Regions from separate parts of the Homo sapiens genome. Here region 1 is linked to region 2. Evidence: chromatin loops called from intact Hi-C (ENCODE). Cell type or tissue: heart right ventricle. All regions are shown on one strand. Region 1 overlaps SLC38A6 (solute carrier family 38 member 6). Region 2 has its middle 92 kb from the start of TMEM30B.

Evidence for each region. Peaks named below come from ENCODE experiments on the same cell type or tissue, not always from the same donor. Only the 100,000 strongest peaks of a DNase experiment are listed, where the experiment ranks them.
Region 1: a loop joins it to region 2, with 2.1 times the contacts of the local background. A loop is called at or near these places in 9 of 110 quality-filtered maps.

Annotation. Positions count from the first base shown.
Region 1 is chr14:61,042,316-61,047,315 of GRCh38, reverse strand. It overlaps SLC38A6 (solute carrier family 38 member 6), which reads right to left. Exons shown (of 16, transcript NM_153811.3): 9 at 4,104-4,169; 10 at 3,813-3,866; 11 at 1,891-1,970; 12 at 1,149-1,249. It overlaps LOC101927756 (a long non-coding RNA gene), which reads left to right. Exons shown (of 5, transcript XR_943921.2): 2 at 1,780-1,842. Among named protein-coding and RNA genes, the nearest start is that of SLC38A6, 64 kb to the right of the region's middle. In heart right ventricle, no CTCF peak of the experiment used is centred here; no DNase peak of the experiment used is centred here.
Region 2 is chr14:61,186,498-61,191,497 of GRCh38, reverse strand. It overlaps a transcript of PRKCH not described here. Among named protein-coding and RNA genes, the nearest start is that of TMEM30B, 92 kb to the left of the region's middle. RefSeq lists an enhancer at 2,115-2,214. In heart right ventricle, a CTCF peak has its summit at 2,331; DNase peaks (open chromatin) are centred at 2,357 and 3,087; H3K4me3 peaks cover 1,453 bases; H3K27ac peaks cover 1,855 bases; H3K27me3 peaks cover 4,066 bases.

The DNA of each region.
Region 1 (5,000 bases), 140 kb after region 2:
CTAATACAGCTACAATTTAATACAGTTTCTAAGCACCTAATGGTGATTCATCTAACAATTTCTCAGCCAGCCTGGATATTGGCAAGCCATCTGAGGTTTCTTCCAGATAGTTCTATTTATCCATAGGGAGAAGAAGGAGGTCAGTTTTTTTGGACTTTTTCTTATTGCTGAAGATCCCTAAATATAATAGTGTTTGTGCCAGGTAGCAATTTTAATAAAAGAAATATATAGCTATTCCACTATACAAAATATTTTTGGATCCCAAGAGACCCTGTTACAGTATCTTATTGACACAGAAAAGTCTTATTGAGTTCAAGTCTGTATAAAAACTAACAAACCCAACATCCAAAAATAAAGTTTATATATTTAAGTAATTTTGTTTTATTAATGATGATCAGAAAAGCTTGACAATCTGTTTTAACTTTCTTTGTAGCGTCTCTAGCAGGGCACCATGCTCACATTGGAAATAATGCTTTTCCTGATGGTGTACACAGAACTTTACTTTTTCTTGAGGTTCTTATCAGAAGAGGAAAAAAAGTCAACATACAAAGCAGACAGTTTTTGCAAAAGAAATAAAACACAATTTTATTTTTGTTGCATAAATTTAAAAGAACCTGTAAAAATAATTAAGGAGGAAGGTCATGGTGCATCATAGAATGCACATCTGCTGAATCCTGTGATAATTAGATCTGAAGGCAGAGATGTCTGACATCTAAGTATACAGATATAGTTCTGTGTAAAACCCTTTCCTTTCTCAACTTGTTCTTTTGCAATTAAGATGACTGACTCACCCAACCCCCACACTTCTGAATTAGACTAATATATTGAATTCAAAATTTAAGAAAAACAGAATCATTAAAATTGCACATTTTTTCTTATAGAAAGAATCATGTCCCTAAGCCTGAAGTTTTACTTAAGTGTTTAAGAAAATTTTCATAAGAAGTCATTAATCTTAAACCTGAACTACCTTTCTAAAAGAAAGATAATCCAATTGTTTAGGCCTCAAGAGCCACCACAGTACTGCATTGTAATTTGGTGATCTGAGCAAATTAACTTAGTAATAAAAGGCATAGGTAAAGTCTATAGATTGGCGTGAGGCCATCTATGTAACTATTATTTTGTCATCTATAATTTTAAAATGTACTTACCATAAAAAGTGAGGTACCCAAAGAGTGCAGATATAAAATAAATGAGAAAACTTAAAGCAATTGCTGTATTGGTAACATTCTGCATTCTTTTCTTTGAAGGACTAAAAGACAAAAATGACAAAGGTAGAATAAGTGATCTGAATTATATGTAAAGAAACAAGTATGTCCTAAGCTGGTCGAGAGAATTCCTCATTCAAGAACAACTCCATCAATAACTATACACTAGAAGTCCTCATTCGAAATTAGTACACAAAGATTACACTTCTTCCTTTTTTTTTTTTTGAGACAGAGTCTTGCTCTGTCGCCCAGGCTGGAATACAGTAGTGTGATCTCGGCTCACTGTAACCTCCACCTCCTGGGTTCAAGCGATTCTCCTGCCTCAGCCTCACAAGTAGCTGGGATTACAGGTGCCCGCCACCACGTCCGGCTATTTTTTTTGTATTTTTAGTAGAGACGGGGTTTCACCATGTTGGCCAGGCTGGTCTTGAACTCCTGACCTCAGGTGACCCGCCTGCCTCGGCCTCCCAAAGTGCTGGGATTACAGGCCAGCCTCAAAGATTACACTTCTAGGAAACATTCTTAACTTGGACAGAACTAACTCTTGTTTGTTTTGTTTTAAACTAACACTTAGGATCCACTGATGAGAGGAAAGGATTAATAAAAGAGGATGTCATTCAATCCGAAAGCCTTAGAGGTAAAAAGATACACAATATATTTAAAATATTCCAGGATTCTACAGTACCTTTGAAGTTCACAGTATATGGGCAATATTGAGGTATGGCAGAGAAATGAAAAAGCCATGGTTGGTAAGGCATAAGCACTCTGAAAAAAATTTTAAAGAGACAAAATTATTAAATGCCACTCTACTGAAACCATTATTTCATTTGACAACAAACTCAGTTCTTTAAAAAATCAATTTGATTACATTTATTTCATCTTTAATGAGTCTTCTCTTTATAAAATAAGAATTTTTTAAAAGAGAAAAACACTTGTGATCCAGCAAATATTTTATTTGATAGTGGGCTTGCCTGTACTAGCCAGAATATTTTTTATTTGGCTGCCCATACCATGCTGCTTTTACTACAATCACTACTTCTACATTATCTGGATAAGATTTTAAAAATTACATAAGATAAATAATATTTAAATGAGATAAAAATAACATTTTAGAAATGCTCTTTTTTAATTCTCTGTCTTCTAAATGTACGCACAATTTAAATGTATCTTATTACTCTAAGCAGCACTAATAGTTAATGCTCTTGAACCTGCTTTCATGAACTCAATCCAAGGGAATACTGAAAATATTAATCACATTTTAATATTGCCAGCATCTTTGATTAGGATCTCTTTCAATGGGAATGAATATCATTTATTCTAGACCTACAAACTCTTAAGAGATCCAATGTAATATACAAATATAAGGTTTTGTTTTGTTTTTATTATTAGAATACTTAAGAGTCAGAGTAAAGCAAAAAAAGTTACCATTTAAGTGAAAATACCATCTTTACCAAATAGACGATGGTGATCTATTTTCTCCTTTCTGCTCTAAAAAAATTTCCACTTAACTAACTTCAGGCTCTTAAACAAAAGAAATTCCAGAAATGAAGACCTATCTTGGGACATAATGCCTAGAGTCTTAAAATATCTGAAGGGGGTTAGGAGAGAGGAAGCTGTAGTGTTTCCTGAGGCTGGACTAGGAAAATGAGAGTTTAATTCACAAATTCTCCATTTCATATATTGCTCAGTTTCCTGGCTTGTCAATTATCCTACCTAGATCTTTACGGCACCTGGAGGTCTTTACCATGTAAAAGATGTGGTAATCTCCCTTTTGGGACCAGAGAGATATTTCTCATTTAAAAACTAGAGATAAAAAGGAAAATTCTGCATGGTGGAGTAACCAAGCTAACATTCTACACTAATAGAGTTTTACATGAGCAGGGGGGATTCTAGCATCTGGGAACTATACAAAATAGCATTTCAGCAGAGTCAGAAAGTATAGACAAATAAGCCTGCAGCAACAGGGAAGACTTTGAGCTCTTCTAGAGTGGTAAAGCAGAGACCATCCATGTCACAGTTCTTGTCTCCTCTGCTGATGCTCAGGGGCTCTTACAGGCATTTCCAGTATCCTATGGCTTTTAGGGAAGGCAAAGGGACTTGGTCTCCTAGTCTCTACTCCTGGCATCATGAATTTCAACTTTGGAATGTCGGCCAGAAGATATATTGGCAGTGCTCAATCCCTAGTCCAATGATGAGGCTGTTTAGCTACAGACCAAGGTTCTACTCACAGGGGAAGAGTTTTTGATATAATTGGCTATTTAGCTTTACAAGTGCAGAGGGCAACAGGAAGTTGGTATACACAGAGGACCTTATTGGCCAGACCAGACATTCGGTAAATCTGTTCTTTCAGGCAGAGGCCCATTTAAAACAGGCTCCATTCAAAGGCATACCAGGAAAAAAAAAAAAAAAAAAAAAAAGGTGGCTGTTTCATAATAGGCCACCCTGTGTTAAATAATAGTAGTCTTCTGGTAGGCAATCCTATACTTAGCACTTTCATGAAAATTAATTAGTCACAGGTACAAAGACCTAAGAGACCCTGTTACACAAACCTCTTAAAACTTGAAATGTGAAAAATCAACTAAAAGTATCTGTTAATAACTTACACACCTCTTTGGAGAAATGAAAGAGCTTTGGCTTACAATCATCTGTAACATTTGAAATCTGTTTAAGAGCATTGAGGGGAAAAAGAGAAACCAACAGCCATTAAATTTCAGAATATATCAATAAAAATGATGAATTTATTATTACTAGGCTTTCAAATGAAAGTATTTCAAAACAAAGTTCTAAAATGCAATATAGCCATTACTTTTTCATCAATCAGAAAAGAATCATTAGTCTTTCTTTTCTTTTTAGTTAAAATAAAAAGGAAGAAACTGAAAAGAAAATATAAGCTATTACCTGGAAACCTTTCTCTACATAATTTAATGTCAGAGGACAAGGGATGGACCATTTTTTAATTATTACCTAAAAAAGTAAACAGAATCAGCACTCAGATCATTTCTTATAAAATTAATAAGAAACTGAATTGAAATAGGTCAGTATCATTTCAATTAAATAAGATGCTAATAGAAGAGTCTCTGCTTCTGTGACTTTTCCCGGTTAGAATGGGGTCAACATTTAACATGGTCACCTGTGGTAGGGAGGCGGTTGGAGACTGCAGGGTGTTAAGTAGAGATCTCCCCCATTAAAGACTAAGGGTACTCCTGTGTCAACTTTCAAAATTCCAACAGCATCAAGGCATTTTTTTTTAAGTGCAACTCAAAACAGGAACATGATGTTTTCAGTGACTGTCACACAGGAATATGGTTATTTGTAGAGTAGGTATTAGTGAATAGAGAAACATTTAACAGCAGTTTATGGAAAGGCCACAGGAAGAAATAAGTACAGACTTTATACTCAGAAGGAGCTCAGGGATTTCTGATGTACACATTAAGTGCTGCCCCTCCTTACTTTTACAGATCTGAATTATTTTTGGTTAATGTGGAGAAAGCTGGCTGGAATAGGAGCATATAGCTAGGGAACTCCAGCTGGTAAAAACAAACAAACAAACAAAAAAAACATTAAAAGAAATCCAGAGGGATGCTGTTTCCCAGAATTAATCAATGAAAATGTTTCATGTTTTTACTCTTAATTGTGGCCATCCTGTTATCAGACCTATAGCTGTGGCTCTGTCAATATTACCATTGTTGCTGTTGTTTCAGGGCACATAATTACTCTGTAAATGTTTGCTCCAGGGTGAATCCCAGTGCACAAAAGGACAAGAAAGAATAAAGGAAGTATTTGTTCTTTGTAGGA
Region 2 (5,000 bases):
TTTTGCCATGTTGGCCAGGCTGGTCTCCAACCCCTGGCCTCAAGTGATCCGCCCACCTCAGCCTCCTAAAATGCTGGGATTACAGGCGTTAGCCACTGTACCCAGCCTGGAATTTTCTCCACAGAAGCCAAACATTTATTTTAAGTCAAGAAAACAGGCCTTTCGGGAGAGCCTGAGAAAAAAATAGGTGAGCAAAATCTGGTTACCTTAACAAACTCAGTCAGTGTAAGTGTAGAATACATAGGAGATTGTCATAGCTACAATAACAAACCCATTCCCTCCTCTCACTTTCACGGAAGCTGCTTGGAGAAAATTTTTCCACCTTCTTCAGGCTGAGAGAAGTCAGATTTTCTCTCTTTTGTGCAGAATTATATTCACCCAAGTCCTGACCACAGGCCACAGAATCAGATTTCTTATTAATAATAATCTTTTTCATTGTTTTGATTTTAGAAATTAGTTAATCCTGTGACTCTCCTTTCATTGAAAGCTATTATTGCATTTGTTTCTGTGGTCTTTTGGCTTGAGCTGGTTGTTTACAAGTTATTTTTTTCACCCTAAATTGTGGGTTCATTCATTTGATCAATAGATGAATAAATAATTTCAGTGCTATGGAAATAAGGTAAAGTAAATAGCAAGTAACTGGGGGTGGGGTGTGGGTGCTACTTTAGATCAGGTAGTGGGATGGCATCTCTGAGGAAGTGACATATGAGCTGGGAGTCCATCGGGGAAGAGAGTTTCAGGCCAGGAACAGTGAGTGCAGAGCCTCAGAGCGGGGAGCGTCCTGCCTTCAAGAGAATAGAAAGGTGGGAGAGTGGTCCTAGAGTGGAAACACAGCAAGAGGCAGGGTGGTGGGAGACAGGCTGGAGTGGGACCACACGGGCAAGCCTTCGTCTTGGAGAACACGGTTTAGATTTCACATTAAGTACAAGAGAAAAACCACTGAAGGATTTCCAGAAAGGGAATGACATAATCTGGAATTCCTGGGGTTTTTGTTTGCTTGTTTTCTCTTGAATTTTTGCTTTTAAAAGACCATACTGACTGCTGTTTAGAGAATGGACTAAATAGGGCATGAGTAGAGGCAGAGAGACTAGAAGGTTGATACAGATGTTCGGGTGGGAAGCAACTACTGGTCTCTCTTTTGGGGACAATGATATGAATATTTAAGTCGAAGGACTGTGAAGACCTGACTAACCTAAGATCCCAGAGCCTGGAACCCATTAACCAAACTTTTCTTAAAGGGTTGGGGGCAGAGGTGGGTGGTGAGGATGAGAAAAATTGTTTTATTCAGAAGAGCAGCACCATAACTTATTATTATAACAGTCCCCATTGAGTGTATTCTATGTGGAGAGTACATTATGATATGTAATATATTTTATCAGCCCAATGACCCTATAGGTTGGACATTATTAACTCTGTTTTGCAGATAAAGAAGTGGAGGCATAGAATGGCTAAATGATTTATCCAAGGTCACAAAGCTAGCAATTGATGAAGATGAAATTGAACAAGTCCTTGTGCTGTCCCAGAAAGAAAAAGAGAGAGAGAAGGAAGGAGAAAATGAAAGGGAGAGAGAAAGAAACAGGGCTATCAGGTAGAAAACTGGTAGTACCATTACAACAAAGACCATATAAAAAATATCTCAGGGGTTTCACTGACCTGGCTTGGGAGGAGGACTCTACCCATATATTAGAAATTAATTCTGAACATTTGCTTTACATTTTGGCAGAGTGCGAGTGATGAGAGAGGAAAAAAAAAAGGTCAAACTTCCTAAAAGAAAGCAACAGGTTAAAAAGTGTGGTCATTATCAGAAAAAAAAAAATCAAGTAACATACACTCAACCAAAAAGAAAGGAAGGTAGGAAGACAGAGAGAAAGGGAGGAAGAAAGGAAGGGAAGGGAAGGAGGGAGGGACGGAGGGGAGAGGAAAATGTGCCTCCCCTACTCTCAGGAAGAAACAGAAGCAAGAGAGAGAGGAAGGGGAGAGAGAGAGAGAGAGAGATAACATTTCAGTGCAGTCTGTTAGCAATAAAGGAAGCATCTCAAGGCAGGCAGACAAGGGAAAGGCCCTGCACTGGAGACAACTCCGAGAAGGGGAATATCTTACAGAGTCGGGGCACACTTCCATCCCCCCTTTGCCTTTGCCCTAAACTTGAGAATTTTGCAAGAAGAAAATTATGGACTTTGCCTCGTTTCTGTTACTCTGTTTTCTTAACAAACAGTGACCTAGTGAGAAATCTCAGTAAGGTCAGGGCTGGGAGATCGGCAAGCTGGGGACCCCGCTGGGATTCCCAAACACCGGCGGGCTTCCCCCTGTAGGGAGCGCGGACGCTGCCCGGGCCTCGCGGGGGCGCTGGGGCGCTGGGAGCTCTGCGAGTCACCGCCGCACCCTGTGTTTTCTTCCGAAGGAGCAGATCGTCTTTCGATCCCAGTGCTGTCCTTTTGTTTTATGTACTATTGCTTTTTTCTGTTCAAATACAGCAACGGGCTGGCGCGGTGGCTCACGACTGTAATCTCAGCACTTTGGGAGCCCGAGGCGGGTGGATCATCTGAGGTCAGTAGTTCGAGACCAGCCTGATCAACATGGTGAAATCCCGTCCCCACTAAAAATACAAAAATTAGCCGGGCGTGGTGGCAGGCGCCTGTAATCTCAGTTGCTCGGGAGGCTGAGGCAGGAGAATCGCTTGAACCCGGAGGCGGAGGTTGCAGTGAGTCGAGATTGCTGCCACTGCACTCCAGCCTGGGCAACAAGAGCAAAACTCCATCACACACACACACACACACACACACACACACACACTACAGCAACGTCTGGGGGTGAGGAGGTCCCAGAGGCAGCAGGACCCCGGACACACACACACACACACACACACACACACACACACACACACACCACACCACCCCCCCACCCCCCCGACACACACACACACTACAGCAACGTCTGGGGGTGAGGAGGTCCCAGAGGCAGCAGGACCCCGGAGCCGGGAGGCGCCCGGAGGGGAAGAGGTTGGGTTGCGGAGCCACAAGGCCGCCTGCCCGAGCCGCTGCCTGGGAGCCCGACCCGGAGCCGGAGCCGGAGCCAGAGCCGGAGCCAGAACTGCCTGAGAGCCGCGGGCCAGCCTTCCTCGGTTTGCAGGCTGTGGGCGGGGGCAGAAGCTGAGCCTGCATCCTCCTCCTAGCCCGCAGCTACCCAACCCTGCCTTGACAGGCACAGAAAGTTGGGCCGCCTCCCCTCCCCTCTGCCCTCTTTCCTTAACCTGCAAAGGCAGAGGTAAAGCCAGCACTTGTCTCTCAAGACAGGACAGTTATGGGTGCCCCGGGGGCACATCCAATGGAGGGCATACTTTATGCTAGATATATACCATTCCTTATTAATAGAGACCACATATATAATATATAGCATGCGTTATCTCACCTAATCCTCCCAACAAATTAACCTGAAACTCAAAAGGGTTGTCCTATCTGTCCAAGGTCATACAGCGAGTTAGTGGGATGCTAAGAGTCAGACTCAGATCTTGACTTCAAAGCCCCTGTTTTTAGTTTGTAGTATTCATGAACTGATTGGATAATTTATTAAGTGCCCACTATGTGCCAGAGAAGGATAAAGACCACTGTGGGGCCCAAGGCTCTGAAAAGATAAGGATGTCCTCTTCCCACCCCGCATGCAGTGTGGAATTCAAAATGAAATTTGATTTTGTTAAGGTTACAATATTTATGTCTGCTAAAATTAAAGTAGCACATTCCATTCTTAATTTGTATTTTTTTCGGATCGAAAAACTCTGAACAAGATTGCTGACGCTACATTTTTCTTTTTGTGCACTCAAGCACATGCTTACCCAGACCCTGATACGATCCTGGACCAGGCAGAAGCAGCGTCCTTCTCCTGGAGGAGCTTGGAGCAGCAGCAGGAGGCAGGCATTACACCCCGATAAGCATGCAGAGTTCTGAAGAGGAAGCTCGCAGCCTCACTCACTCCAGGCTTTTCCTCTGGACCTGAGCTCTGATACCCACTGCATTGTCAGAATCAGAGCAAATCTGGAGGCCAGAGAGCAAGACCAGCAAAGCCAGGATCTCTGGGGTAATTAGGCCCGCCTTGCCCACAGGTGCTCCACAGGTGGTCTCAGCTCCCAGCAATGACCCAGGAGAAGCCCACGGGAACCCTCAGCTGCAACCAATCCTCCAGACTGCTGGCCTGCCTGCCTTCCTGAAATAGTCCAGATTTCACTTATTAAACATATTAATCTGAAGTTAACAATTTGTGCTTGTTTCACTAAATGGCTTGAAGAGAAGAATGCAAGGAAGAAGAATTTGATTTGATGGGAAGGCTTAACCCCGATGGACTAAGCGGCCTTCATATTCTGACTTTAAAATAACTGGAAATGGAGGGACTATTCACAGAAGTGGAGAGTCAAAGGGTAAACCTAACTGGAGTTAAAGAAACACAAACAAAACCCATCCCCTTCTTGGCCCCAACCTGCCATGTGACTCTAAGGACATTGCTTACTGCAGTGACAGCATTTTAAACAGCTGCCCAGAGGGGTTTTAAATAGACTTGATGTAATTCAATGATTTATAGAGCATGGGTTACCAAAATATTAAAGTTCTGAAATATCCCTAAACCAAGACCATGGCCCTGCCATTACCCACTCTGAACCGAATCATTCTCTGCTGTTGGAGTGTGGTGCATGTGGCTTCTTCAGAAAACTGCGGCTGCTCTAAATGAATGGCCAGAAAAAGATAAATAGCCTCTGATGCATAGATGTGACCTTCCATATGAAAACACACTCTCCCGGTCTTCGGCAACTCAGTCCGTGGAAAGCACCAATCTTCAGAAAACAAGCCAGACAGTTATTTTTTAATTGCTTATCAAATCTAAGTATTCAAGGAAATTGCAGTGGGGTGGGGTGGGGGTGGGAATACACAAAATAATGAATCTGGGTAATGAAGTGACCCTGGACCTCTACTCTATAAAATAAACCACAATTATGCAAACATTTTACAGCCTTA